Linked DNA regions of Homo sapiens: region 2 is linked to region 1. The links are chromatin loops, found by intact Hi-C in ENCODE. Cell type or tissue: IMR-90. All regions are shown on one strand. Each heading gives the region's core, and the rest is flanking DNA. Links, peaks and the distances in the headings are about the cores only.

Evidence for each region. Peaks named below come from ENCODE experiments on the same cell type or tissue, not always from the same donor. Only the 100,000 strongest peaks of a DNase experiment are listed, where the experiment ranks them.
Region 2: it touches region 1 in a loop (2.0-fold over the local background); 3 of 110 quality-filtered maps call a loop at or near these places.

The regions. Positions count from the first base shown.
Region 1 is chr10:91,856,478-91,872,578 of GRCh38, reverse strand. TNKS2 (tankyrase 2) reads right to left here. Exons shown (of 27, transcript NM_025235.4): 24 at 15,049-15,154; 25 at 12,931-13,117; 26 at 10,424-10,580; 27 at 7,104-9,642. The coding sequence ends at 9,580. Among named protein-coding and RNA genes, the nearest start is that of FGFBP3-AS1, 44 kb to the left of the region's middle. In IMR-90, for the core only: no CTCF peak of the experiment used is centred there; a DNase peak (open chromatin) is centred at 7,648.
Region 2 is chr10:91,960,669-91,976,769 of GRCh38, reverse strand. BTAF1 (B-TFIID TATA-box binding protein associated factor 1) reads right to left here. Exons shown (of 38, transcript NM_003972.3): 12 at 14,092-14,232; 13 at 12,569-12,693; 14 at 10,013-10,133. Among named protein-coding and RNA genes, the nearest start is that of BTAF1, 45 kb to the right of the region's middle. In IMR-90, for the core only: no CTCF peak of the experiment used is centred there; no DNase peak of the experiment used is centred there.

The DNA of each region.
Region 1 (16,101 bases), core at 4,048-12,047:
ACTTCAATCTAAAGGGGAATTTTCTAATCATACTCTAGTGTGGTACAGTTGTAATCATTCTTTTTTTTTTTTTTTTTTTGAGACAGAGTCTCGCTCTGTCGCCCAGGCTGGAGTGCAGCGGCGCGATCTCGATCTCGGCTCACTGCAAGCTCCGCCTCCCGGGTTCATGCCATTCTCTTGCCTCAGCCTCCCGGTAGCTGGGACTACAGGTGCCCGCCACCACACCCGGCTAATTTTTTGTATTGTAATCATTCTTTTAAATTTGTTATCATCCAGCTAGAAAACAATTTAACGTCAGTCTGGGATTCTCGTAAACTCACAGACTGAGAGTTGGAAGAACTTGTAGAGGTCACATCTGTTTCTATGATGTGTATAATTTTGGGGTTTGCAATTTTTATTTGCACTTCCTCTCTTGAACTATGATATGGGGAGAAGAAAGATAAATCAAGAAGGTAGAAATTGAAATGAAGCCTCATGTGCTCTGCACAATCTGACTTGCTAAGTCCTGGTGGATTCCTGGAATCTGTCACTGGGCTCCTCACAGCTCTCCTATCCTTTTCAGCCTTCACCTATTTTACACGTTGGTTTTCAGCATAAGATTTTGTTAGGAATAAGGACTTGGGTCAGCTATACTCCCTTGGATTTCAGAAGAGGGTAGTGATGGCCAGAAAAGTTGAGCAACTTGTTCAATTCACCCAACTGCTAGAAGCAAGACCAGAACCTGAGTCTACCAAGCAATTCCCACATCTTTGTCTTCTCACGCCAGGGTTTTTCTCCATTCAAGTTTGCCTGACAGGTGCTCCACCTTCTTAGGACAGTTAACGGAGGGTTTAACGAGCCCCTCTAGATGACATCTGTGCATGTTATCACCACCTGAACCCAAAGAACTGCTTAAAAAGTGGACATTCTGGGCACTCTGGCAGAACCACTGGGAGAGTGTTAGGGGAAGGAGGCAACAGGTAGACATCTGTCTTTTCCAGCAGCACAAAGGTCCAATTGGTACAAGGCCAAGAAAATACCAGATCAAAGAGCTCACAAGAATGGTGAATCAAAACAAAATGCTCCTTGTCTAGGTGTGTTGCATGGTAAAGTTTGTTCCTGACTTAACAATGTTTAGACTTAATGATTTTTCTTCTTTACTGATGGGTTTACTGGGATGTAACCCTATTATAAGTCAAAGAGCTCCTTACCACTTACAATGGGATTACGATTTCTACTAAATCATTAATCCTAACTCATTATAATTTCTATTGAATAATGCTTTTGTGCCATTCTTAAGTCAAAAAATTCTAAGATGAACCATCATATCACTAGCATTAAATGCATGTTTGACATACAATATTTTCGATTCACAATGGATTATTTGGACCTAGCCCCATGGTAAATCAAGGAGCAACTGTATAAATATTACGTCTGGAAGTATCTATTTTGTGTGTGTGTATATATATATATTCTTGTATACACACACAGACTCACACACACACTATATATAGAGTACACACACACTATATATATACACACACACACACACATATATATATAAGCACACACATATATATATATCAAATTTAGATGCCTTTATCAAATGCCTTTCAGAATTCAGGGGGATTGTTGTCTAATTTTTGCCCTGTCAGCTACTGATAAGGTGAATTATATTATTTTCTTTTTTTTTTTTGAGACAGAGTCTCACTCTGTCACCCAGGTTGAAGTGCAATGGCGCAATCTCGGCTCACTGCAACCTCCGCCACCTGAGTTCAAGTGATTCTTCTGCCTCAGCCTCCCAAGTAGCTGGGATTACAGGCATGCGCCACCATGTCTGGCTAATTTTTTTTTAATTTTTAGTAGAAATGGGGTTTCACCATGTTGGCCAGGCTGGTCTTGAACTCCTGACCTTGTGGTCCACCCACCTCAGCCTCCCAAAGTGCTGGGATTACAGGCGTGAGTCGCTGTGCCCGGCCTATATTATTTTCTAGGGGTGAACCAGCCTTGCATTTTTGGTATAAAGTCCAACTGGTCATTATGTATTAGTTTTAAAAAACAGCTTTAACATTTCCATCACCCGAAAGCTCACTCATATCCATTTGCAGTTTATCTATATTCCTACTGGTATTATTCTGTTAATGTTGTGCTAGATTTTGCTTGCAATTAACATTTTGTGCATTAATGTCCACTCCTTTTTCTCTCACCTTGTTGAAGCTTGATATTAATTCTATATGTATTTATTAAAAAATTGGAAACTGTCTACACTCTTAGAACAGTTTAAATAACATTGGAGTTATCTATTCCTTAATGTTTTGTAAGACTCTACCATGAAACTCCCTGGGTCTGGGAATTGTTTGGGGATAGCTCTTTGACAGAATTCTTTCTTTCTTTTTTGGCATCTGGTTTGTTTAGACTTGCTCTCTTTTCTTGGGTTAGTTTTAGTCATTTGTGTTTTACTAGAATATTACCCTAGGTGTTATCTCAGTTCCCAAATTTATTTGTATGGAGTTGAGCAAAGCGGTCTTTAAAATTTTTAAACATTTTTCTTTGTATTTGTGGCTACTTCTCTATCAAAACTTTTTTATATTGTAGATTTCTGATTTTTCTTGATTACCTTACCTATTTTATTCCCTTAAATCGCTAGTTTTTACATTGACTGCTTTTACCTCCAAAGTTGTGTAAGAAGGAAGGCCACTCTGTAAGGAGGGGTGACCTTTTAGTGAAGGGGACAGCTAACCCAGGGATTCTCACCCAGGGCGATTTTGTCCTCCAGGGGACATTTGGCAATGTCTGGGATACTTTTGGTTGTCACAAGGGGCAGCTGTACTATTTGCATTTAGTGATTAGAGATCAGAGATGCCACTAAACATCCGACAATGCACAGAATAGCCCCAACAAGTAATTATCTTCCCAAAACGTCAATAGTGCCAAGGTTGTCCTGAGACTGATCAGGATGGGAGCTGGGAAATAGATGTTTGAATTTCACTCTCTTCCTAATCACCCTCCAACATCCGGCTGATACTCCCCTTGGGTTAAAAGGGGAAAGCCAGAGAACAGGGAATCTGTCCATGTAGCCCATCAAGATTAGATTTCTGGGGCAAAAAGGAGGCTGGAGAACTGTGAAGAGTGGAAAGAGAAGATAGTCATTATATAAACATTGTGATCAGTGTTGTGTTCCTTCGTATGACTCGTGAAGCCGCTGAGCAAGGGTTTCTCTCCACACCTAGATGTCGGAGGAATTTCTCATTTTACCAGTAATGCCAAATGGATTTCAAAAGCACTCACACCAACAGCAATGTATGGGATCCAGATCCGAACACCTGCATTGCTAAGTTTTTTACTTTTGTCAGTTCTGGCAGGTATAAAATGGTACCTTATGGTACCTAGTTTGAATTTCCTTGATTACTAATGAGGCTAAGCGTTTTTTGATGTTTATTGAGTTTCCCATTTTGAGAAACGCTTGTTCACACGCGCCCCCCGCCCCGCGTTTTTCATTTTTTTCTTGTAGTTTTTAGTATATCCTGAATATAAATTATTTGCCCTTTATGTGCTGCAAATATTTTCTCACACTTTATGACTTGTCTCTTTACTTTCTTCTTAGTGGCCTTTGGATTAACAGATGCTTTTAAACTTAATACAGTCAAATTTACCAACCTTTTAGGGTCAGTGTTGTTTGAAGGTCACTTAAAAAGTTCCTCCTTGAATGGCGTGAACCTAGGAGGTGGAGCTTGCAGTGAGCCGAGATCGCGTCACTACACTCCAGCCTGGGCGACAGAGCGAGACTCCGTCTCAAAAAAAGAAAAAAAAGTTCTTCCTTATCTCAAAGTCATTAACAGTTTCTTATATTTTCTTTTAAACCTTTAAAATATTTTGCTATTCACATATGTCCTATATAAAATCTATGTGAAATTTATTTTTGTGTATATATCCAGATATGTATTTTTCCATGTGGATTACCAGCTGTCCCATTACAATTTATTGAATAGTTCCTCCTTTCCTCAGGATCTATAGTGCTACTCTGGTATATAAAAAGCCCTTATAAACTCTGTTCAACTGGTCAAAGACTCTACACCTATATCAATATCACACTATCTCAGTTACGACAGCATTAATTCTATTCTTCATCTCTGGTTCTCCTGCTTTATTTTTCTTCTTCAGGTGCGTCCAGGATACTCTTAACCTTTTACAGATATTTCCTGTTCACCTGATTCTTTGACATATTTTTTGGGGAAAAAAGTGCACGAGTCACCTGTTATTCTTATTTTTATTCGACTGGTTCATTTGTATTACCTTTCTTCAATCTTTACACTTCGATTTCTACTCTTTTAGTGATTATCTTTGAAAATTTAATATGCATACTTGACTTAAAGTCTAAATTTCATCAGCATCTTAAAGCTTCTATTTCCCATACTATTGTCAACTAGTACTTTCATTCCACCTTGTTTTAAAAATCTCAAATCTATTACTTGTGTATTGCAGACAATGCTTATTATAGTGCTTTAAATAGTCCTGTTATAAAATTCAAAAGGAATAAAAGGATATACAGTTTAGTCTTTCACATCTGATCCCAGTGGCACTGAGGTTTCCTTCCAACAGTTCACGTGTATCCTGAAGGAATTTTATTCATAAACAAGCAAATGCATGTTGTACTTTTTCCTACGTATACAAATAGTAGCAAATCATACAGATTGGTCTTGAATATTATTCCTTATCAGTTATATTATTTCAGCCTTTTTACTGACATGTTTGCCGATTTCTTTGTGCACTATGCTTCTTGCATCCTGCTCTTTTGGATTCAACTGCTTTCTTTGCTAAAGAACAATCTACTAGATCTCTCAGCAAAAGAGCAGATGCATTTTTCATCCTCTTTTTTAAGTACTAGTTTATCTGTGTATAGAATTCTAGGCTAACAGTAGTTTCCTCAGCACTTCTAAGTTATTTTGTCTTCTGGCTTCTGTTGCTGCCACTGATCTGCTGTCAGTGTATTAATCCTTTGTCTTTTCTAGTAAGTATTTTTTTTCTTGTCTTTTGATGCTCTGCAGTTTCACTATGTCTAGTAGCAGACTTGCTTTTATTCATCCTCCTAGGTGTTTCTTAAGCTGCTGCTTCTTTAAAGATTCATATTCTCTATGAATTCTTGGGTATTTTTCAAGTCTCTTCCCTCCCCTATTCTTTATGTTGTATCTCCTCATTCTATTCTGTCTCCTAGCCCTCTGTATTTCCCATCTCTTCTCTCTGTGCTACAATCTGTGTTTTCCACTGTATCTTCTAGTTCCCCAATTCTATCTTCAGATATGCCCAGTCTGTAATCTGTTTGAGTTTTTAATTTCTAATTACATATAGTTCTAAAGACTTACTTTTTCGAAGACTTTGCCTTCTTCACAGCGTCATCTTAATGGTTTTAATGATTTCTTTTATTCCCACCCTCAACCCAATCATTTTAAACAATATTTACTTCACTACTTTGTGGGAGGTGCTAATCCTCCAAGATTGTCTCTACTGATTTGTGCTTACAATACACTGTTTTGGATTTTTGATGAGTTCATCTGAGTGAGGCTTTTTTCTAGACAAATATGATGCAGACTGGATTATGGGTATGTCTGTCTGTGTGCTCATATCAGTAATTTTAAAACAGATTCCTGTGGGTTAGGGATTTATATACTTTATATTTTGAGCTTCTTAAGATTTCATTAGAATAAAGGAATTAGTGGCTAATACATCTTGCAGTTTTAAAATTCTATGCTCTATGTTTCCGTGACAAGTGGGAAAACTCAAGCCATTAATTCTGGAATATTCAGGGAAATATTAATTATAATAACCAGTTACTGGCAAGTACAATGCTTAGTAGCACAGACAGAAAATCATTTATTACTTTCTACAACCTTATAAAGTGTTATAAAAATCTTAAAAGGTACATAATTTGTTCAAGATCACAACGATGGTGAGGGGTAGAATAAAAATTAAAATCCATATACATCTGACCTTACAGCCCAATCACTTAATCACTATTTATTCACCCAACGAAAAATTTACTGAGGAACCCTATGTGCCAGATATGCTAGGTGCTAAGTCTACTGGTATACAAAGCAGATGTGAAACCTTTCAAATTATCTGTGAAGGATCAGTTTCTTTCTAAGTTTCCAATCCATTGCAGGCCAATATTTCAATTAAAAATAAGAAAAATAAATTACAGCAATGTCTTGCTATAAAAGTTTTTAAAAGTTTACCCTTACTTTTTGTATTCATATCTCCATGGGCTGGTAACAATATCAGTTCGCAGACCAATCCCATCGGCAGATCACACCTTTGTATAGTGCTGCTTTGTAGTATGTGGGCATACTGCTTTGAGGGGCTCTGTATATATTTGTGTTACGGAAATGACAGCTGTGGGTGGGTGACAAGGTGGAGACATCACTTCTAATAATAATGGCTTTATGTGAAGAGCAGTAATTAAGTATTTTAGGTCATAGCCTGTCTAAACTAGTCAGCACAAAAGGGCAGGAGGTGTGGAGACACAGGAGACAGGGAAAGGCATATTACAATTTAATTTTATAGAAGTCTGACAGTTCTCCTGGTGAAAAATGAGTACCACCACTACTTGCTTCCTTTGTCACTCTAGTCCTGTAATAGGACAGCAGGTAAAGGCACAGTCAGGAGTACTGACTATAAGAGCTCTGGGAAATCTGCATGCTTTCTTGCCTCATCAACCTGCAAACAACTGGATCACAATAAACACCCGAGACTGGCATGCATACTTGAAATAGCAGCAAATACTTCCATATTACCCTAAATGAAGCAGGAACACAGAGCTGCTGAAATGTATTTCAAAGCCAAAAGACTTAAGAATTATTTGCACCATCATTCTCTTATTATGGAAATCAGGGAATTGCTCACACACAAGGAAACTTAACATACTGAAGTCTAATATACATATGCGATTACTCTTTCTTTTAATAGCAATAAATACCACTAACTTTGAGATTTGGAAACTTATTAAGAATGTTTTCATATGACACAGAAATAAAAATATATTCCTTTTTATAAGTTAAGAAGATTAATTTCCCAGGAATGAGCTTTAAGGTTTACCAGTTGTGCTGAATAGACTAAATGTTGAAAGCATCTCACAGCTACTTTCATTTTAATGAGCAAGTACAGCTACAATATTCAATATTTCAAACTTCAAACTGCATTCTTTATCACTATTAGACTCAGAACTACATTGTTTTCCTGCAATTGTGGTTTATTGTAATCTTAATTCATTTTCTCAAAGACCATTCAACACATTTATACTATTCCAGTAATTACCATGCTACCCAGAAAAACAAGTGAACAGTTTTATTAAGAATTAAATGAGGGTATGGAATGTGATACAGTACAAGTAAGACACTGAAGATGGGTATAATAGTACTACTTGCACAAAAAGTTAAATTTCACTTCAAAAAAAAAAATCACAAGACAAAAGAAAAAGCAATTCCATCATTATAAAGTAAGCTATTTCATGCAACGTACTAATACTCCCCCTCCCCCCAAAACCCCAACTTCCCAACAAACAAAAAGCTATCTGAAAATGCTGCCATGCTAACATATGAACCACGGTATATTCATTCATGGAAAAACACACTCATTAAGCAATGGATTAGATAAAATAACACAGTTTGCAGTATTGTAAACTCATAGACCACAATGATTTCACATGAAAAGCAATTCCAGATTCACTCATAGGGTGAGTAATATGGGCTACATAGTTGAGAGATAATGTAAATATAAACCCCATTAATTCTCTCATTATCTTCTAATTATAAAACCTGGAAGCTTAGATAATCTGAAAAATTCATATAAAATTTGGCATACTCCACTTGTGTTCCAAGAAATGACTTTCGGATATTTGTAATTATTAGAGAGCTGTATAAAAAGCACTTCAAGATCAGGATTTGACTTCTTAAATAATGATCATAATTTACATCACAGAAACAACTCCAGAAATGCATTTACTCTGATTAACTCTTACTCAGGACAAGGAACATGATTTTCTAGCACTTTATGTACAAGTTACTGCAAAGGGCCAGTTAATTTACAGACTGAATAAAACGTAAAATAAAGGTGAACTGGTACAGACAGTGATGGGGAATGTCCTCATTAAGTGAGTAAAGATCTTTCCTCGACTTTGAAGGGAGCTAGAGTCAACAAATAAAAGAGATTGCCAAGCCATAATGGATGTATGTCTCTGTAACAAGATGCTTAAGCATGCTTCCTGGAAAAGAGTTTTATATTAGAAAATAGGAATGGCATTTTATGGGACAGCATTTCCTTCTATAGCTGCCAAACTGAGCACAGGCGTGGTCACCATATGGTGCACAAACTGACAGCATATTTCCAATTGGGCATAACATCATGGAGAGAAAACCCAGGAGCAAGAAGCACCTGTTTCACTGCACTTGCCCATTCAGGAGGCCTGGAGGGGACTGAGACAACTACATTTTATAGTTCTGGGTTAAGTTTACCCATGATGTATAGATTGGCTATAAATACAGCAATAAAACCAAGTAAAAAGAACAGGAAAAAATATACTTAGGATAAAAAACTACCCAGTCCTGTTTGTGATTTTTTTTTTCCCCTTTAGATTTAAGGTAATTAGAATAGATTGGGAAATGATTTAGGATTACCCTTCCCACCCTGGAAATGTAACATCCTACTTATGTTCCATGAAAAGAACACAATAATTGTTCAACAGCAAGATTTAGTTTCTCTAAAAAACAGGAGCACTTTGCTCTAATTTTCACAGAAGGACTGCAGAAAATTTTCCAACATGAAAGCTAGAAATTGAGGCCAGTAAAGAAGCTTCTTTAGTAATCAGGACCTATCATAGTTAGAGCTCTTTGGAATGTGTCTCATACATACAAAGGTATCACAAATTAAATCTTCAGCATATTCATAAGTTCTTAAATGAGAAAGATTTCTAATGACAGATAAAGGCTCCCATCGGCAAATTAAATCTGATAACTCAATCTTTCCCAACTAACAACTGAACATAGCCTCTGGAATCAAATGTAAAGATCACTCAATCATGACGATGTAAGATGAAGTATAGATGAACAATACATATGAAAAAATTTTGTAAACCGCTGCAGTTCTAAAACAGATTTATATTACAAAGCAATGTAAATAAATACTGGGCTAGTACAAAAGCTCTTATTTACAGTTTTACAAATGAAATTGTATTCAGTGTAAATGCTGTGTTTTAAAGAACACAGTATTGTATTAGTAAAATTAGTTCTGTTGAGGGCATTACAGTTTGTTAGAATCAATGCATAACATATAAAAGGTTCAAGTTAACTCTGTTTATAATTTAGTACAGACAACCCAGTTTAACCTGGAATGGCATCTGTTAAAGTGCTGAAAAAACAGGAAATATTTAGAAAACACTGTACATTATTAAAGCTTTATCAAGTCAGAATGTTAAACTTCGTTCACATTTTTATCCTTTTGCCACAGGCCTGTGGGCAAGATGATTTTTTTTCAGCAAAGGAGTAAAACGTAGAGGCCACTGCTGCTTTGATGATTTTAGGTTCAGTGGAATTAGTTTCTTAAAATAACTATTTATCCATCGACCATACCTTCAGGCCTCATAATCTGGTAAGTAATTAAATACTCAGGATAAGCCTGGAAGAGAAAGATAAATTCAAATAATGGTACAAAAATTTTCTTGAAAGATAAACAGACTTTCCGGAAGTATTCCTAATCTTAGGGAGGAGGTTCTAAATTACTGTTGTAGATCAGAATCATCTAGGGACATTTTCTCAAAACATCTTTACCCTGAGTACAGTTCTTCAGATTTTCAATCAGCAAGTCTAAGATGAATACTAAGTTCATAAGTATCAGATAAGACTAAAATCATGTCTGATTTTAGTAACTGCGGTGATTCCGATACCTACTCCCAGTTCACAACACTGCTCTAGAACTACTTTTGGCTCTCACTGAGAGCAAAACACAGTTATATACTTCTTTGCTATGGACAGGCTGTTAAATACAAGATTTCAATTATTTATAAGAGCTAAGAAAAATCCGGAACGACTGGCGAAATTTGAATAAAATCTTCTTGTTTTTAGGAAATTTACAATTGAAATAGTTAATGGTAAAGGGACATGCCCTGCAACTTACTCTCAAACAGTTCACAAAAAAATAGGTACACACACAAGGAAAGAAGGAGAGAATGGTAAGAGTAAAAAAGAGAACAAAATATTAACATTTAGGAAATCTAGGTAAAGGTTATAAGAAAATTCTCTTTACTATTTTTGTAACTTTCCAAATCTGAAATTATCTCCAAATAAAATTTTTAAAAAATCCAGTTAAGGCAATATGTCTTGTCAATTCAAGAGATTAATAAAAAGTTAAAGTATGCCTCCCTAGCATTTTTGAAGATGAACAAATAAAACTACATTACCTGTTCTCCTCTGTAAATAACATATTCAGCTAATGCTAGGCCATTTACACTGGGCCTACCAGTGACTGAGTGATGACCTGGAGGAGAATGTGCCATTTTCATTGCACTGAACTGCAGGAAAGACTTTCCCAAGGTTACCCGGCAAAAGAGCAGCTGCCTATAAAACGAAAAGGAAAAGATCACCCTGAAGTCAAATTTGATACATAAATATGACAATGTGTGGACACGGCATAAGTTTTAAAAAATTATTTATACATAAATACTTATAATTGTTTTTATCATTTCACCCCTAAAAGAACTTTTTAAGAATGTCTTCTATTACTCTTATTAATGAAATAATTTGTCAATTTAGTTAGTCCTTATTTTAACTATAAAATCTGAAAAATGTAATAACCTTATAGAGATACAGACTCTACCACCTTGTTTGTATCTCAGCAAAAAACAAAAGTCACTGGCCAAGTGGGAAGGAGAAGGTTTAGTGGACTTCCATTAAGTGGCTTGCAAAGTTGGACACATATCTAATTAACTCCAGTTGATTTTACCTTCAAAATATATTTGAAATCCATTTACTTTTCTTAATTCTACTGTCACTATTAAGTCAAATCACTGAAATATTCACCTGGACTATCACACAATGGCTTTCTAAACCAGTCTTCCTGTTTCTTCTGTAATTCCTGTCCAAACCTTTCCCATCCAACTAATTAAAACAAACAAAAATTAGATCAAGTCACTTTTCTGCTTAAAACCTTTTAGAGGCTGTCACTGTACTTGGGAGAAAATCCAAATTCTGTACAATGGCTCCAATTTCTTGAATCTCATTTTATGTTCATTATGCCCCATGCACATTAGTTTTCTTTTCTTCACAAAGGCCAAACTTGCTTTATTAATGGTCCCCATCCACAGAATTTTCTCCACCATTGGAATGTTATCTATTTTACCACTCTTCCACTGGCTGATACCCACTCAATTTTCAGACTTCAGCTGAAATGTTACTTCCTTAGATAGGAAGTAAACTGGTAGTCTCCCCTCACCACCAGTTTCAGTAGATTACCCTCTCACTCCTCTCAGGCATGTGACTAGCCTTTCTTAGTTTCAAACAACCTTTTAGTATTAACGTCATTGTTTCTTTTTAGAAGATAACAGGAGATTTCTGTAGACCAGTTGATGGTTCTATCTTCCAAAGAAGAGGGAGGTATTAGAATGCTGCTTATTACTAATAATCAGAACTATTTAGCCTTCAGACCATATATGACAAATAAAAACAGCAGTGTTCAATTTACAGGAAATTACATGCCTCCTAACCACTCCAATTTATGATCTAAAATAGAAGTGAGTGGGACGTCATACATAGGAGGGCCTACTGTGTACTACCTATGCAGGCCTAAATTTAGAGGGGTAACAGTAAGAACAAAACAAACACAAAGAAAGAACCTGTTTCCCTCCATGACTGCAATTCTTCAGCTCGGAAGCCCTTTGAAATCAACTGGGAAGCTTTTAAAAATTCTAATATCCAGATCATGCCCCAGACCAATTAAAAGAGATTCTGTGAGGGTGGGACACAGGCATTAATAGTTTTTTAATATTCCCTGGGTGATTCCAATGTGCTGCCAAAGTGCAAAGTACTGCTCTAGGGGTTTTTTTCTAGATCAGTGGTCAGAAATACAGTGTCACATCTGGGAACTTGGTAGAAACTCAAATTCTAGAGTCTCATCCCAGATCTACTAAATCAGCAACTGAGAAGGTGGAGCCTAAGAATCTGTGATTTAAACAAGCCATCTAGGTGACTCTAATGCATGCTAATGCTTGATAAACTACTGCTCTGTATATTCAATAAGCAGTGCCCTAACTGTCGAATAAATCTCAGGAATTAATCTTACTGGATTTTTCAAGTGGCATTACTTTTTGCCTATAAGGATTTTATAAGTTAGGGACAAGTTACTTAAATGATTTTTAACAAGTGAGTTAGAACAGGTAATTAAAAGTGGAAAAAAAAAGTGCAAAGTAGTTATTTGATTATTATTTCCTTTCAAAAAGGATCAATGTTTTAATTTCAAGTTCTTATAGTAATATTGCAAATTGAGGATTAGGATCGTATCACAGTGGAAGAGAGGCTCAGGCACTGCCATCAAATAATTAGATTTGACAAATAATGCCATTTTAGCATTTGAATACTAGATTTTTAGAGTCCACAGAGTCCTACAATACTCAAGGGCTACAATAAAGCCTCTTTCATGCCTAATGTTACTTTCTACTCAGTATGCTTTAAGGCACCAGATATTCTAATGATTAAATTAGCCAAACAGGTCAAGTGCTTAAATTATAATTGGCCCATACGGATCATTTAATAAATATTAGCTATTATTACAATTGGTGAGAGGGCCAAAAGCAATCTAAAACATGCCTAGCTTGCATTCCTAAGACTGTCCAACATAATGCTTTGCCCTCAAAAATGCAACTAGTTCTTATCTGATTACCACCAAAATAAATGAGAACAAGTGATCTCTTACCTGTGGCAAATGTAACAAGATCTGTCTTTGTGAACTGGACACCCAGTACCTCCTCCAATTCCATATACATATTGATTGCTTTTGGAAGAGTTTTCAGCAAAATAAATGCCAGCTCCAAACATACCACCTATGTACGCATGCCTTTCATCAAAGCCTTTGTGGATAATTGCATTCACAAAAGGAGACCCTGAAACACATATAGATGGGTAACAATAATTTAAAATTTATCTTAGAATAAAAAGTAAAAAACTAGTTTCTTAGAAACTGAATTCTTAAATATATAGCCCAACCATAATAAAGCCAAAACGAAAAAGGGTAACAAGTTAACTGTCAGCCAGCTATTTTAGAATAAAGAACTGCTAACATCAACTAATGTTTCTAACAGAGTGCTGGTTTATGTGCTAAAATAAGGACACAGATTGAACTAGAAAAACAGAGTACTTGAAATATCAGTGTAAGAGTTACCAAATGCCAGACTGCAAATCCATAAAAATCTAAAACCAAGAGGCTCATAATTCACTTTAGATAGCAAAGCTAAATGCAATTAGGTCTTAGAATGATGCCTATGCCTGTGTGCTTTTTTGAAGATACCAAGTGGCCCAAGTAGACTTTCACATTCTTTTTTTTTTTAAATTTTTTTGAGATGTAGTCTCGCTCTGTGGCCCAGGCTGGAGTGCAGTGGCATGATCTTGGCTCACTGCAACCTCTGCCTCCCGGGTTCAAGCAATTCTCCTGTCTCAGCCTCCTGAGTAGCTGGGACTATAGGTGCACACCACCATGCCTGGCTAACTTTTGTATTTTTAGTAGAGACAGGGTTTCAACATATTGGTCAGGCTGGTCTCAAACTCCTGACCTCAGGTGATCCACTCACCTTGGCCTCCCAAAGTGTTGGGATTACAGGCGTGAGCCACCGCACCCGGCCCAACTTTCACATTCTTATTCTCTTTCTTATACCTCTTCTCTTCTATCCTTCCACTTCTGCCTTTCATTAATTACGATACAAGATTCTATCTGCAAATGTGGTGCTTTCCCTCACCCCCTGCACATTGACTTCTCTCTCCTCTTTCCTTGGGAGTGGAGTAGAGTGGGGGATGGAAAAAGTCAAAAAACCACAGCTAATTCATTTATCAAGATCACATTCCCTTTCCACAGACAGACAGGAAAATATACTGAATTCTACTTTACAGAAATACAGATGAATAGAATCATTTTTTGAATTAACTTGGGAAAACCAAAATTATTTATATTACAAATTAGAAAAACCATATTATAACCATCAATTAACAGATAAATAAATATGCTCTGTGTCAAGAGATTATCATGATAATTATTTAGGGTTTTGGAATAAGGAGTGCAACATGTTTAGATTCTGCACATGAATCCATTCTGTTACAGCCATTCTCCCAGGGTATTATGAAATTTACTGTGTTTTAGAGAACTTTACAGGTCTCTAAAATTTTTCTGCAATCAAGGACAAATGAAGAAACAGACTGGAACTACTATGGGTAATGTACTTGAAGCCCTCATAAATACTACATTAATATGTTTAACTTTGCTAAAATTTGAAAGACTAATCAACACCTGCCAGCTTATAATACAAAAAAAGTAGAAAATTCCAAGAAGAATAAGTAATTGTGCTTTCAATTCAATTCTATGGTTTCAATTCTACAGTCATCAGAAACCTCTACAGGTTCAATAACAATGGCTCTTTTCAAATTGTGTGGGTTTGATACTTAGAATCAAAATCAGAATAGGATGTACACCTTCTTCTGAGGTGATTCCCAGGTCTTATTTTTAATTCAATCAACTAGTTAAATGGAAAACACAAAATTTCCTAGAGTGACCATAAGCAAAATTTACTATTTAAAGAAAAAAGGAAAAGATAGTCAACACTCTCATTTCTATTTTTATTGTGGTAATCTTATTTAAAAACAATCCATTATAAAATACACAAATTCAAAAGAAGTTGAAAATATAAATGTGAAAGTTACAGAAATAGTAGGTTTATCTTAAAATACTGACATAAAGAATATACAGGCTTATTATTATTTCATATCTGAACAAAAAAACTATCCTAATGTGGAAGACAGTGGTAGAGTTGGTGGGGAGGAATCTTACCATGAAATAGCATTCGTTCATTGGCATGGTTGTGGTTTTCTTCAGAAACTTCTTTTCTCCGGTGAGTGTATCTTTCCCATAGTTTCTTGTTACAAACCTTCTGAATCTATAAAAAATAAACCAGAAAAATCAAATCTTTAGGAATTACTTACTGACTTCTTCATCTAAACCAAACATGGGACATACATTTAGCTAGAAGGTAGGCAAAACTGTACTCTGAAATATAAAATGTGTTATTTTAATCAACTAAAAATACTTTGTCCCAACCATAAAATTGGAAGTATAGCTACATTTTGGAGATTAAAAAAATTCAAAGAAAAAAAGGCCATATGTGAAGGTCAGGAATACTGTTAATTTATTAAAACACTTCCATTCTCATTAACTTAAAACTATTACAAAAACACCTCCAAATCAGACATGCCGAGTTTTTTCTGTATAAAGTACTAGAAAGAGAAGAATATCCTTTTTCCCCAATGTATTTGTCTGAGTTCCATATTAATCTGTTTTAAATTAAGAATATTTGAAATAGCGTCCCCCACCCCTCAACACATACACAATTACTCCCTCGACCTTCTGATTCAGAAAATTTTTGTCCGCAGAAGATTTTAAGGTGGATATCAGTCTCATTAGGAGTATTTCTAGGAACAAAATTCACAATACTAGTGTTGTTTCTTAGCTGTGTTTAAAGGTGCTACAGCCCCCTGCTGGTTCCTAGAGCACACCTGGAAGCTGATGGTTTTAGTCTTGGCTCAAATAATGCAAAATATTGCCACAGATGTAATCAAGGATCGTAACTGTCACAAATAGATCTCATTTATGCATTAAAAAGGAACAACAACAACAAAAAAAACCCGTTTCATCACTGAAAAAATTTTTATTACACAACGCATGAAAATACCTTTATTAGAGGAAGAAAACTGTATCTTTCTCAAATCCAACTACTTTAGAAATCAAACACACAACCTCTCTCCTGCTCTCACTCCTAACAAAACTCCACACATTTTGTTAATGCTTGTAGACAAAGTGGACTTGACTGAAATGTACCTGTAGTAG
Region 2 (16,101 bases), core at 6,774-14,773, 100 kb before region 1:
CCATCCTGGCCACTGGAAATAATCCAAATTCGTATCGTAAGGAATAGTTGCCAATATGCAAAATTTCCCAAAATTGTGATACTGTAATATAAGAAATTTTTTTTCAGCATTTTGTCCAGGGTCTTAAAAAGAAACGTATTTGATCTTCATCCCCAGCTCCTGGCACAGAGCTCCTAAAACCCAAAGAACTTCCTGAGTGATAGGGATTATTCATAACCATAATCTAGTTTGTGCTAACGAAGTGACTCTTGGGAGGCCCCAAGATAGCTTCAGAAGGGGGCTGGTTGCCAGAGGAACTAACTATGTGATTAGAGGGCTAAAAAATTTCAGACTGCCTCCTGCTCCCCACCTCCAGAGCTAGAGGGGTTGGAGATTAAGTTAATCACCTCACTAATGGCTAATAATTCAATCAATCATGACTACATAATAGAGTCTCCATAAAACACCTACATTTATGGGTTTATGGGTTGGTGAGTGCACAGAGGTGCTGAGGGTGGCATGCCTAAAGAAGACATGGAAGCTCCACGTACCTCATCCCCATACCTTGCCTTGTGCATCTCCTTCCATCTGGCTGTTCCTAAGTTGTGTCCTTTATAGAAAACCGGCAATTGTAATTACCAGTTTAACAGCCTTTCTGAGTTCTGTGAAGCATTCTAACAAGTTATCAAACCTGAGGAGAGGGTCAGGGGAACCCAGTTTACAGATGGTAGGTCAGAAGTACGGAAGGTCCAACACTTGCAACTGCTATCTGTTGTGCGACTGAGCTCTCTAACTTGTGGGAGCTGACACTAATTCCAGGTAGACTGTCAGAACTGAACTGAATTGTATGATACCAAGTTGGCAACCAGGGAGTTGGATAATTGGTTGGTGTAAGGAAAAAACCCACACGTTTGGTGTCAGGAATGTTGTATTGTAAAAATGGCTCAGCCATAGATCCCTAACTGGCAGATTTGGCATCTCAGGTGGGATAAGATCTTGTCTGTACCCTTTTGTTACGGTCCCTCTTTTATCTTCCCACAAAATGGGTACACTCAGAAAAAAGGAGCAATCTGAGCATTACCACAAACACCTGATTCTTGCCTGCAGGCCAATTCATCATTTCTACCAGCATATCAAATGCTCTCAGACTGCAGGGAAGAAGATCAGGAGAGAACCTGTAAGTTGGTGATGAATCACACTGGGTTCTTTCACTAATTTTACTAATTTGCTCTGAAACCCTATTGTGATCCACAGCCAAAGGAAAAGAAAATTTCCATATCAGACAGTTTATAATGCCTTGTTCTATTCATTTCTCCAACCAACATTTATTGAAGGTCAGCTAAATATTTCAACTTTGCTCTCTCCTTTTCATATTTTTATAAAATCTGGCAATACCCAAATATGCTAGCATTCTCTAAGGCCAAAGTCTTAGTTCAGGCTATTCTTTTGGTCTTTGTTTCCTACTTATTTGTGTATGTTAAATTTTCTAACATTCGAAATTATGCTTCAGATTCCAACTCAATCTCATGTATATCTTCATGTAATAACTAAGCTTGCCTTTCAAACAAAAGTTAATGTATTGGTAACTGAAATTTTGGAATGACTCACAAAGTGACTGAGATGCAATGGAATGGAAAAGTTGACCCAGTCAGTAAAGAAGGCAAAATAGGAGATTCATGTCTAGGAGTTTGTCTGGCAACAACAGTTACCAGTTACTAACACTAGTTAATCTGGATATTTCAGTAGTTCACTGATAGATATATATATTAATAGGTGTACTCTAGCACGTACAAACACACTGGCTAAAGAGACAATATAGAAAGGACAAACAAATGGTAAATTCCTTCACTTTGATTACCAAGCTGCTAGTTTAGCAAAAAAAAGTTATACCTTGATTGTAAATCATTATGAAATAAAACTAGTTGTTTTTTGTTTTTGAGACGGAGTTTCACTCTGTCACCTAGGCTGGAGTGCAGTGGTGCAATCTCTCGGCTCATTGCAACCTCTGCCTCCCGGGCTCAAGTGATTCTCCTGTCTCAACCTCCCGAATAGCAGGGATGACAGGCACCCACCACGACTCCTGGCTAATTTTTGTATTTTTAGTAAAGACAGGGTTTCACTGTGTCAGCCAGGCTGGTCTCAAACTCCTGACCTCAAGTGATCTGCCTGCACTGGCCTCCCAAAGTCCTGGGGTTACAGGAGTGAGCCACTGTGCCTGGCCATGGTTTTTCTTAAGAGTACCTACTTCATGCTCCTCAAGATGCCAAGCTTGCCAATTCTTTCACATGTTAACATCACAGAAGAAGGCACACTGATTAAACAATATATTTTCACAAATGCCATGGTATGCCACAGGGAAGTATAAAGGAAATAATGTTTCAGAGACAACTGCATTAACTGTAGTTTTATTTAAGGACATTTTAGAGATGTGCATGCCAGCACACATACTTATAATGGATACCTTTTAAAAATAAGGACATCTCCCTTATAAAATCTACTGATTTTACAAAGCAAAACAAAACCAAAAAATTACTAAAGATAACCAGGATAATTTCAAGGAAACAGAAGCATCAATCTTTACAACGCAGTGACACACTGAGCTATAGCCAAGTCTGACCTTGAAAAATTACTTTAGAATTATTGAGGTATAGCTTGAGAAGTTAGAAACTGAAACCAGGACACAGCTACTAGTAATTCAGGTGAGTTTCCTTTTCTCACTTTGTAGTTAAAATGACTCCATAAGCAGAAGTGGGAAAGCAATTAGACACATAATTATTTTGTCCCCGTATAAAATTTAGTTAAAAGCTGAAAGCCAGAATAAGATCTGAAACTGAAGTGAGCTGCTTATATGAGCTTGGGAAAGTTTCTTTTTTTTTTTTTTTTTTTTGAGACGGAGTCTCGCTCTGTCGCCCAGGCTGGAGTGCAGTGGCGGGATCTCAGCTCACTGCAAGCTCCGCCTCCCGGGTTCACGCCATTCTCCTGCCTCAGCCTCCCAAGTAGCTGGGACTACAGGCGCCCGCCACTACGCCCGGCTAATTTTTTGTATTTTTAGTAGAGACGGGGTTTCACCGTTTTAGCCGGGATGGTCTCGATCTCCTGACCTCGTGATCCGCCCGCCTCGGCCTCCCAAAGTGCTGGGATTACAGGCGTGAGCCACCGCGCCCGGCCGGGAAAGTTTCTTAATCTTTGATTATCAGTTCTCTCATCTGCAAAACAGGAATGGCAGTAGCCACCTCATGTAAACTGCTTAGCACAGTTCCTAGCATAAAGTAAGCCCTCAACAGCTTAGATTATTATTATCACAATTAAATATCATTCCTATACCCCAGAATAAGGAAAGAATGCTCAGAATGGAACTACTAATTATTCTTTTAGTATCTGTACTATTATTTATACTTGTATAGCATTAACATTTTCAAAGCACTTTCATACACATTATCTCACTTGATCCATGTAACTCTGACAGAGGCTAGAGATAATCACCAGAGAGGGTTAGACAAATCTGACAAAGGTCATAAATTAGCAAATGATAGAGCCAAAGTTAGAACTCAGATCCTGTCTATTTAAGGGATCTTTTCATTTTACCATTGAAGGGGTAACAACAGTGATAAAAAGCTCTATTTAACGGCTCTTTACATTATGATTGCTTCCATAAAGGATTGCTGACTAATTAGGAATACTTAACAACACTAAGAAATCAAAGGCAAGGAAGCAGCTCAGAAAAAGGAACACAAATTAAAAGTGAGAGTGGATTTTTATTATCACAATAGGTCAATGATCTTTCATCCAAATTCCCTGGAGCCAGAAGTGTTTTGAAACTCAGAAATTTTTCAAATTTTAGAATAATGAATTGTATACAGTGTATATTATATAATATCTCCAATACAATACCAGTAGCACCTGAATAAAATATATTAATATTTCTGCAGCAAAATGTGTGAATAGGCACATTAAGTGGGATAAAGACTAAACAGTTTCTCTTCAGAATGGTCAGGTTTTGCCACCAAATTAGTAGTTTTATAAATTGACCCAATTCACAATAAGCTTTGGCTTTCAAAGTTGCAGGAAAGGAATCATGGAACTGCACCACAAAGAGTTTGCACACAGCTATAAATTAATCAATAAGTAACTTTCAGGCAATTTGTGGAGAGGAATACAATAACAGATAAAAGCATCAGAGATGGTTTATTCGTACAGCTTTTCAGAAAGCAAATAATGGGATCACAAGATTAACAATAAAAATTAAATGAGTTTTCATTGCATAATGACGACTTTAAACAATGATTTAGATAAAACAAGTTACAGAAGTTGGAAATGCTTTGTCGCACTAGAGATTTGATTTGTCTCATGAGAGAAAAGGTACAGAGAGGAAGAAACGGAGCTAAAATTTAGGAAGGTGAGAGTGGGAGGGAGTGGGGGTAGGGGAGCAGGGAGCAAGGAGCCATGTCCAAAGATACTTTGGTCAAATGAACATGATTACACTTAGGATACAGGAGTGGATTTAGAAAATGTTCTTGACTCCAGAGTATACATTAGGAAATATTAGGGGAAAATGTTGACAAGAGCCAAGTATTAGAAAACCAAGAAAGACAGGAATTTAATTCTAATATAGTGGTAGGCGATTACAAATTACTAACCAGTTTGTGAGTAACTGAGGCTATGGTCCCCCAAATCCTTCTGAAACTTAAATTCTTTCCTTTTAGAAATGCTATGACCATGTAGAAACGAAAATTCCAAACTTTAAGGAGCATACTGGAGAAAGGATGATAATTTTTATGAATACACAGAAGGCAGAAGTAGGTAAATTAGAAGATAGGATTATAACTTAAATTTTTTATGACAAAAACTTGAAACAAGACAAAATTATAAGAAATGTCAATTATGGATGGTGTAAACATAAATGAATGCTGTTTCATACAATTCCCTGCTCTTTTCTCCATTAAAAAAAAAAATCCCAAAATTTAAAAAAAGGAAATAGGTGGTAGTATTAAGAAAAGCTTCCTGAAAGGTTTGGCTTTGGGCTGGGCACGGTGGCTCATGCCTGTAATCCCAGCACTTTGGGAGGCCGAGGCAGGTGGATCACCTGAGGTCAGGAGTTCAAGACTAGCCTGACCAACATGGCGAAACCCTGTCTCTACTAAAAATACAAAAATTAGTCAGGCGTGGTGGCGCATGCCTGTAATCCCAGCTACTCAGGAGGCTGAGGAAGGAAATCGTTTGAACCCGGGAGGCAGCGGTTGCAGGGAGCCAAGATCATGCCGTTGCACTCCAGCCTGGGCAACAAGAGCAAAACTCCATCTCAAAAAAAAAAAAAAAAAAAAGTTTGGCTTTATACCATTATTTGAAAACACAGAATGAAATAGCCAATAAAAATAGTAAAGCATGTATGTGGGGACCAAAATCAGAGACTGCTAAGAATCAGTGATTAGTGCCATAGCCATAGTCTTTGGTGGTGAAGATAATAAACAGCAAGGATCAGGGCAGTGACAAAGCACAAAATCTGGAAGCACCAATATTAAGTTTCACAGACAGCATCTCTTTCAGTAAAGAGATACGCTGAAGATAAAGGCTAAACACAAGTGAAATTTCATGAATGATGCCATTGAAAAGTTATGAAAAATAATAGAAAAAGAAGCTAAAAGCATAATCAACACAAAAGGATACAGGAAACACAATAAACATTAAGACTCCAACAAAAAAGGACCACAAACATGTCAGAATAACTGGAAGAAAAATATGGAAGCAGAATGTTTTAAAAGTCTAAAGGGAACAGACTAGAAAAGCACTTTTGTTCAAAACACATTCTGTATGCTTGTCTAACTTGAAATTGACATATTCAGTAAAACGTCTGTGAAAGTACATATCAAAGATACTAAATATGAATCAAAAAGAAGTGAGGGAATACTAGTTTTTTTAACCACATCACCTAATCTTCCTGATCTTTCAGCTTAGTTTGTCTTTTAATGCTGCTGTCTGACATCTCTCACATACTGGTCTTCTGTTATTTAACTCTTTGTAGAGGTTATTAAACTTACCATGTAATATAATAGTCTTATAGCAACCATACTGTAAACTTTTCCAAGGTAAGAAACATGTAGGATGATATGGTTTGGCTCTGTGTCCCCATCCAAATCTCATCTTGTAGCTCCCATAATTCCCATGTGTTGTTATAGGGACCCAGTGGGAGATAAGTGAATCACGGAGTGGGTCTTTCCTGTGCTGTTCTCATGACAGCGAATAATTCTTACAAGATCTGACAATTTTAAAAACAGGAGTTTCCCTGCACAAGCTCTGTCTTTGCCTGCTGCCATCCACATGGACGTGACTTGCTCCTCCTTGCCTTCCACCATGATTGTGAGGCTTCCCCAACCATGTGGAACTAAGTCCAATTAAACCTCTTTCTTTTGTAAATTGCCCAGTCTCAGGTATGTCTTTATCAGGAGTGTGAAAAAAGGCTAATACACAGGATTTCTTTTTTTTATTTCCCAGGAAACCCAGCACAGAATCTCACACTAATTTACTTAACAAACATTGAGGGCCCATGCTTAAAAGGTGGCTAACATGCCACAAATTACATACAAAGACAATGGCATTCTGGTATAGGAAATGATAAAGAGTCATATTAAATGATAAAGAAATGAAGGCTAGTACCAAAGCCTTCATTTATGAGCCAGCAAGGGCAAATTCAAAAGGAAAAAAAAAAAATCCCTGGACAAGAAAATCAACATCAAAGAACACAGAGATGTTTTCACAACCAGGAAATTTTAAAAGCCAATATCCATAATCATTGAGGGACTAAAAATTGGAAGGCGAATTTTTTTTTTTTTTCTGAGACAGGGTCTTGCTCTGTTATCCAGGCTTGGCAGTGGTGCAATCTCGGCTCACTGCAGCCTCTGCCTCCCAGGTTCAAGCAATTCTTGTGCCTCAGCCTCCCGAGTAGCTACGATTACAGGCAGACACCATCATGCCCAGCTAATTTTGGTATTTTTAGTAGAGACAGGGTTTCACCATGTTGCCCACGTTGGTCTGGAACTCCTGGCCTGAAGTGATCCGCCCGCCTCAGCCTCCCAAAGTGCTGGGATCACAGGCCTGAGCCACCACGCTGGGCCCGACGGGGATTTATAACAATCTTGGGATCTTATTTATAGCAAAAATTTTAGAACAAGGGAGGAGGTATTACAAGACTAACAAAAGTGAGAAATCACAATTGACAGCAGAGAGGAGATAAAAATTAGGCAACAGCAAACCGAAAAAGAACAGTTCAATTACTGCAAACAGTGACTCATGTATCTCAATATTCCCACAGTATGCTATAATAAACAGTATAAAAACTAATAACCAACAAATAATATTGGTGACTGACTCACCAAAAAAAAGTTAGCTTATGTTTAATATACTTTAAAATGATGATCTACTGTGGCAGTCATTTTAATAGCTAACTTTTTTTTTGTGGCAAAAAAAGTATATTTCAGTTATTTGAAAATTTCATTTATACAGAATACCTTATTTTCTAGTAATGTAAAGTTGGTATTACTAATAATAAAGTCACAAGTTAAAAATAGCCTGCAGGTGGCTTGATCACCTAATAAGGAATAAAAGGGCTTTAAAAAACAATATGAAACTGTATCTAAAATATACAAAGAACTCTTAAAATTCAACAATAAGAAAACAACCCAATATTAAAATAGGCAAAAGACTAGCTTGGGTAACCTAGCAAGACCTCATCTCTAACAAAAAAAAAAAAAAAAAATTTTTTTTTTTAATTAGCCAGACATGGTGGTGCGTGCTTGTAGTCTCAGCTACTCAGGAGGCTGAAATGGGAAGATCACTTGAGCCCACGAGTTCAGGATTGCAGTAAGCTATGATCACACCCATGCAACAGTGTGAGACCTTGTCTCAAAAATAAAATAAATAAATAAAAATAGGCAAAAGCTGAACAGACACCTCACCGAAGATGAGAGGTAGATGGCGAATAAACATATGAAAAGATGCTTAACATCATGTATCACTAGGAAACTGCAAATTAAAACAACAATGAAATACTACTACACACTTATAAGAATGGCTAAAACCCAAAACACTGACAAAAAATGCTGGCCAGAATGTAAAGCAATAGGAACCCTCACTCATTGCTGGTAGAAACACAAAATGGTACAGCCACTTGGAAGACAGTTGGCAGTTTCTTACAAAAGTCAACATACCCTTACCATACAATTCAGCAGATACGCTCCTTGGTATTTACTCAAGTGAGTTGAAAACTTAATGCCCACATAAGAACCTGCACGTGAATGTTTGTAACAATTTTATTCATAATTGCCAAAAACTGGAAGCAATTAAGATGTCCTTAGAAGGCAAATGAATAAACTGGTACAGACAATGGAGTATCATTCCGTGATAAAAAGAAATGGGCTACCATGACATGAAAAGACATGGAGAAACCTTAATTTCATATTGCTAAGTGAAAGAAGCCAATTTGAAAAGGCAGCATACTATATGATTCCACTATGTGATATTTTGGAAAAGACAAAATTAAGGAGACAGTAAGAAAGATCAGTGGCTGTTAAGGGTTGAGGGACAGGGAAGGAAGGATGAATAGGTGGAACACAGGGGATTTTGGGGATAGTTAAACTACTCTGTATGATACTGTAATGGTGGGTACATATTATTGTACATTTGTAAATGTACAATATGTACAAAATGTACAGAAGAGTGAACGAACCCTACTGTAAAGTGTGGACTTTAATGTATCAATATTGGCTCATCAGTTTTAATAAATGTACCACACTAATGCAAGATGTTAACAATAAGGGGAACTATGTGTGGGTAGTAGGAGGGATAAAAGGGTATTCAGGAACTTTCTGTACTTTTCCTTCATTTTTTCTGTAAATCTAAAACTGCTATTAAAAATAAAGTCCATATATACAAAAAGAATGATATGAAGATAAAAAATTTGGTAACTTCAAAGGGTCTACATAAAATGAATTTAAGAATTCACAAACATTTAGGCAAAAAGCATAAAAATAAAGCAAAAATGAAATGAAAATTAAGAACAACCCATGCCAGCTGTCATATCAGCCCATGCTTGATCAACTGAGAACTGTAAAACAAACCTGACAGTTGTTCTCAGAGATTTGGATCAGACAAAATCAAAATGATAATGCCAAACAAAATTTACAGATGTTTATTTACAGAAGTTCAACAGAGTATCATGCTGCACACTAAGGCAAGTCTACACAAAATGTTCCTAATTCACATGAGAATCCAGTTAGTGAACACAAAAGAGGCACTTATTCACTACTTAGTCACTATTTTTAAAAAATGATTGGCCCAAACTGTAGTACCTATTAACTGCACACTAGAAAACTAAATTTCTTATTGATAATCCCCTAAATCTAGGTACTTTGTTTGACCTATAAGGTTATTTTAAAAATGGGAATGTGAAGCCTTTTATAAACAGGGCAAGGACTCCTAAGCTTACCACAGGCTCCATTTACACACTGATATTATCTGAATGATCTCTGTAGACATTTCAACGTGACTCCTGAAGTATACTATCCTTGAAAATAGCATGCTCTTAAGATTGAAAAATCTTTAAATAAAGGCAAGAGCCTGGGAATTCCTTGGTAAGTCTTTTAAGAGTTGTACTCTAGACCTTCAAATGTAGCCTTCTCACCTGGGCCATGGGTTCTGCCAGCCACCCAACTGTCAGCCACACAGACAAAGAGCATGCAAAGACTATATAACAGGTCTCTGACAGGAAGAGACTATTCAATCAATCACTCATTCAACAAACATTTACTGAGGACTTCCTATGTGTTAAGCATGATTTCAAGTGGTGAGAATACAATCTAGAACAAAATATTAAAATATTTCTGCTCTTACAGTGATTATATTCATCTACATGGTTACCATACCACTAGGCCCAACATTGTCCTGATCTTTGGATATACAGCAAGGGTAAGCTAAAGACCAGGTTTATTTTATAAAATTAATTTATATAAGTTTCAAGACTGCTATAGTTATCAGTTCTTACCTGGTCCTGTGTTGATAATAACGTAAACAGAGTTTCCAATGCTGCTCTTCGAACTGATGATATAGTGTGATGCAAAAAAGGCCAGACACGTGGAACTAAAACTGTCAGTGACTGCTGAATACTAATAAAGAAGACACAAATTAATCTTACTTATTCTAAGTTGTAACTCTGTAGATACATTATCTAAATATTCTCATGGGATCTAGTGATGCTGACACCATGTGACTTTTTTGATGAATAAATTCTTAAAAGATAATACAGTTTTCATATGAACATTCATGTAACAATGTCATTCACAACTGTTATCGTAGCAACAGAAGAGCCAGAGCAAATGCAGTCAAAAAGAAGGGTAGAAATACTAACATCAGGTTCTTCTATGGCACTAATGCTATGAGTCACCTTTATCAAGTTAGGACTTTCCAATGTAATTGTTCTTAGGAAAATGGGACATGTATCCTAGCTGGTAGTCAGCCTACATGATCAGGATTGCTAATCCTTACTTCTTCCCCATGGCTAACCCCAACGGGTAGATACACATAATTTCCATCTCCCTTTGGTGCCATCTCTGTCACATATCAAATGAGCAAGTGGTGGTATGGTAGCAACTTTGACATTTATTATCCTGGTGTAGCATTACTAAGTTAGGAAAACTCAAATTTCTTCCTTCTCATAGATTAAGTTTTAAATGGGGAAGCAAACAAAGCCAAGTCTAGACTAACTTGGGCCACAGGATTCCTGTCACATTCGTAAGTCATTTGTAAAAGTTACCTGGAACTAGGAAATAATTCATAAGCAGCATTTGAAATATATGGCTCCACAGAAAAAGACATAAGCAAAAAATAATATGCCACTGTATTTGGTCTTTTGTGGTTCCTCCCAGGAGGCCTATCTTTTAACACTATTTTCATTACTTGCAGGTTTGTATGAACACTACCTTCTTGTATTTATTTTCATATTTAGCAAATTTATTTATAAAATTCTAACTTAAACACAGGTACACATAGACATAAAAAAGACACAAAACACATAAAAGCATTATAACAAAGTCTTGTTAAATGTCTAACTGTTCATGCTCCAAATAACATGCTACATTTCTTCTTACATAAACTAGAAGAAAGTATCTGCCAAGTATCACAATATATGAAGCAAATTTGAAACAAAAAAGACGGAAAACTACATTATTTCACATTGAATTAATAGAATTTTCACTATATTCTTTTTTATATTATCCAGTTTTTCTGACACCATCCACTAAGGCCCATAGGCCAAATCCATTCCACCCATTTTTTTTTAAGTAGAAGTTTTATGTGTACACAGGCACGTTCATTCTCTTATGTATTACCCATGTACAGCTGTTTTCACACTACAGTGACAGCTTAGTAGTTTTGACAGACAGACTGGCTCACAAAACAAAAATACTCACTATTTGGGCCTTTGCAGAAAAAGATTACCAATCCTTGATTTACAGTAATGAAAAACCCCTTCATCTTGCAGCTTAAAGAGGGCTTTCACATAGATTAACTCATTTAGTTTGTACAGCTTTCATTAGTAATAGAAACATCAAAAATTAGGAAACCCCATAAATGTACTACCACTTCAATTTTTCTCTTCTTTTGCTTTTATAGGCACTTATTTTGCTATTCCTACTTATAGGCTATCCAACTAATCTAAACTTAGCATTAAAGTACTTCCAGTAGGTCAGTATTATTTGAAATATTTTCTACTTTTTTTATACATCTATGGGTTTCATGGGAAATACTCATAGAGCCAGAAACCACATATAAGCATTTATATGAACATTCACTGAACGCCCTCACTAGGACAAGAAGAGTAATTTTCTCATCTGTGAATTTTTTAAAGTTGCATAATAATTTTTTCTTCTCTGTCTCTAAGGACACTATTCTCTATCTCTAAGGACACTTATCTCTAACAATATTCAAGGGCCAGTCTAAAAGGTAGGGAATATGTTAATTCGCTGAGCTGAGATTCATATATCAGGACAGGAAAATTGGTGACACTAAATTTTTGATGTATGTTTTTGGCTTCATTTGATCTCTGCCTTTGGACATTATATTACATTATTATGTATTTCCTTCATGATAAGTAATTACTGAAATCAAGAACAAGAGTTGAAGACATGAACATTACAAAAAAAAAGTTCACAGAGGGGCAAGTTTTAGAAAATTTAAAGCTGATGTTCGATGATAATTCTGTTAACTAAATGTTACTAAATAAAGCTAAAATTCTACGTTCTAGGACTAGAACTGGAAATACTATTCAATGATTATATTTCTAAGTAAACAATTATAAGACGAACAAGACGATGAATTATATAACTGAAATATCTCAAGGGTAAAAAAAAAATGATCTTTGTAAGCTGCTGCCCGAATGGCTAGAGTAAAAAAGACAAGGCCTTCTGAAAACGGTAGTCTTTGGCATCTCCAGCTTAAATAATATTATTCTTAAAGGTGCTAAAATATTGTTATGTTTAGGCTGAATTATCTCGAAAGGTATGTAAAGACTTTTTACTTTATTCCACTAATTAGAAATAATTACCTGCATTGTTGGACCTGAGGGTAAGTTAACAAGGATGAAAGGAGAGTCATAATACTATTTGTTGAAGCTGTTAGATCATCTAATTCCAGAAGAGCATCCCACAATGTATTTATAATGAAGGGCACCTATAAGATCAGTTTTCAAGAAAAGTTATCAATTTTGCACAAAATACTCACAAACCCTGCCAAATGGTATCCCAGGGGTCACTACTGATTCAACAACACATGCAATTCCAATGACCTTGGACGGTGTCAATTTTGAGTAAAGTTAAGGAGGTCACACTATTTGCCTTTAACAATTCTCTATTCCTTCTTTTTAATGCCATTCAACTCTACTTTGATACTTCCCTGCCTGACCAGACTCATAATGGGTAGAATTCAGAAAATAAAAGAGCCACAACTATTTTATGTAAAAAACTTAACAGTGAAAACAACAGAGCATCGAGACACAAGACATGTTCTTCTATGTAATTTTACTGCATTTAAAATGGTACTAATCATCATAAAAAAAATTTAGTTTTTAAGCTCTTAAAATACTGCTTACTGTACTTCTAACTTTGTGTTCTGATTTTGATAATAAGGTGGAAAGTCAGCCAGATCTTTAAAAAAGTCATTTCAAAAAATGAGACTAGAGGGGTGGGTGTGATGAGTCACACCAGTAACCCCAGCACTCTGGAAGGCCAAGACTGGGAAGATCTCTTGAGCTTAGGAGTTTGAGACCAGCCTCGGCAACATAGGGGGACTCCCCCATCACTACAAAAAATAATTTTTTTTTTTTTTTTTTGAGACGGAGTCTCGCTCTGTCGTCCAGGCTGGAGTGCAGTGGCGCGATCTTGGCTCACTGCAAGCTCTGCCTCCCGGGTTCACGCCATTCTCCTACCTCAGCCTCCTGAGTAGCTGGGACTACAGGCGCCCGCCACCATGCCTTTTAAAAAATCAGCCAAGGCACAGTGGCATGTGTCTGTAGTCCCAGCTACTTAGGAGGCTGAGGCAGGAAGGACTGCTTGAGCCCAGGAGAGTGGGGCTACATGTCATCCACTGCACTCTGGCCTGGGTGACAGAGTGAGACCCAAGAAAAGAAAGAAAATGTTATGTGTATATATAGATTACACAGCACTTATTAGTTAATAATTAATACTAATTAATAATTAATAATGAGAGGAGGAGAGGAGAGACAGGGAGGGGAGGGGAGACTAGATTTAAAAAAACAATCCAAAAACTAAAATCAAAACAAACAAAAATCCAATATATCTAAAAACCAGGAGTAAAATTAGGAAGAAATGGCTGCATTCTTCTCAAGGAAGTTCCCTATATATTATGTACATGAAGGGAAAGTAGACAAATGGATCCAATTCACTCTTCCAAAGTACAATATATAATCAAGATTGCATGCATCAGAGGGCTGTTGTTAAAAAAAAAAATTGAAGATGAAGGAGAAAAATGTACACAATGTATTTTCTAATACTCCATATCCCAAATGAAAACAAGCTCTATAGTAAGAAACTGTAAAAATATTTAATTTACCTTTTGTGTCTGAAGATAGACAAGGCTTTCTACTACAGGCACTAATGATGCTGCAGCAACAGCTCTGACATCATCATCAAGATCCTGGAGTCCTTCAATTATTCTAGTTAAAACTTTAGGCAATAAAGTATTAATTACATCCTGTAAAACAGTACATGAAAATAAATTAATTTTCTATTCTACAGTTACTGTGCTTAAACATTTTAAAATTTAAATTTGCCACATGACAGCTAAATTCCAATATTTATAGTCATGCACTGCTTAACAATGGATACATTCTGAGAAATACATCAGGCAATTCTGTCATTCTGTGAACATTATAGAGTGTACTTACACAAACCTAAACAGTATAGCCTATACCACGCCTAACTATGTGTGTGACACAGCCTATTGCTTCTAGGCTACAAACCTGCACAGCATGTTACTGAACTGAATACCATAGGCAGCTACTAACAAAATGATAAATATTGGTATATTTAAATACAGAAAAGGTACAATCAAAGTACAGTATTATAATCTTATGGGACCACCATCATATATGTGGCCCATCATTGACTGAAACATCATTATGACTGTACCTACTAAAAAACAATCACATAAACAAAAATGTAACATCAATAGAAGCCTAAGTAATCCCATTTGAAAAAGACAAGGGCATCAAGTACTTTATTCAATGAGACATAAAACATCAAAACATGTTTTATACGTAAGACTATGAATTCTCTGTGTGAATACACACACACACAAACCCCTCTGCCAGAATCCTAGCCTCCATATCTCATTCAATGCCACCGACAACCAAAAGGAAAATGAGAGAAGAGTGAAAGAAAAGCCATACCTTCCCACTTCTCATTATTCCAATTTAATGTCTTTTCATTTCCCCCAACAGACCAGGCCCCAGACATTACTCCTGTGATCATATACTAGGAATCTCACTGAGAACTGGTTTCACTACGAAATAGGGATAATATTTCAAAAACAAATAAGGTGCTTTCCATTTCCATATAAGTCTACTGTTATCTACAGAGGCTAGAGTGCAGAACACAGAAAAAAAGGTTTTGTTTATGGGGGTAAGAGGGTGGCTGCCAAGGGGAGAAGAGCACTAAAAGGGGCAGGAAAAGCAAGGAAGGGAGCAGAGGGAGAAAAGAGTTGGACAGAGAGTTCAGGTCTCTCAGCAGAATCACGAATGCTTTGTTATTGGCAGTTAAAGAAGGGAAAAAAAAAAAAAGACAATCTTAGAAAACTTCAAAAGGCCTTTGAGCTTGCTTTTTGAGACAGAAAGGGAGGTTCCAATCTGTTATACAGTGAGCATGGGAAGAGAAGAAAAGCTGGCACAAAGCATTAAGTAGCCATAATGGATAGTGAAATGCCTATATAGGCCAATGCCTAACACCCTGACAATGCTGATCCTAACTGGAAAGTATTACGGGAAATTAAACTGGTAAGAAAAGGTCCTGGTCTCTCTCTAGCTCCTCATTCATAATCTCTCCTTTACTTCCACGTCTCTTCTTTTTCGTCAATACTCACTCTTTGCTGACCCATTATGTTCAGAGTCAAGACAACTATTTGTGGAAGTCCCTAATTCTGTCACTAGATCTATGGTGGAGAAGCAGGGAGAAGGAGAAAAGAGATGTTTTACTGGCATCTCATATTGGAAATCAGAATCAATTTTTCCACAAAAATATTATGTGTATATATAGATTACACAGCACTTATTAGTTTAGTAAAGGACTTTAGATATATTTATATATGAAATAGGCTTTTGTGGGCCAATCTAAGAACTGAAGTCCTAGCCAGAATATATCAGAGTTTTTAATAACCCACTAAGGGAACATAAATGTTCCTGAGTAGGGGACTATCTGCATATGCAGGTATTTTCATCCTAGATGATGTATAACATTACACTAAACACTGTTCTATAAGACATGCCATTTAGTTTCTAGTTCTAGTACTAACTAACCTTAACTAGTTTTGTGACCATCAGCAAGGCATCTAATTTTTCAGAACTTA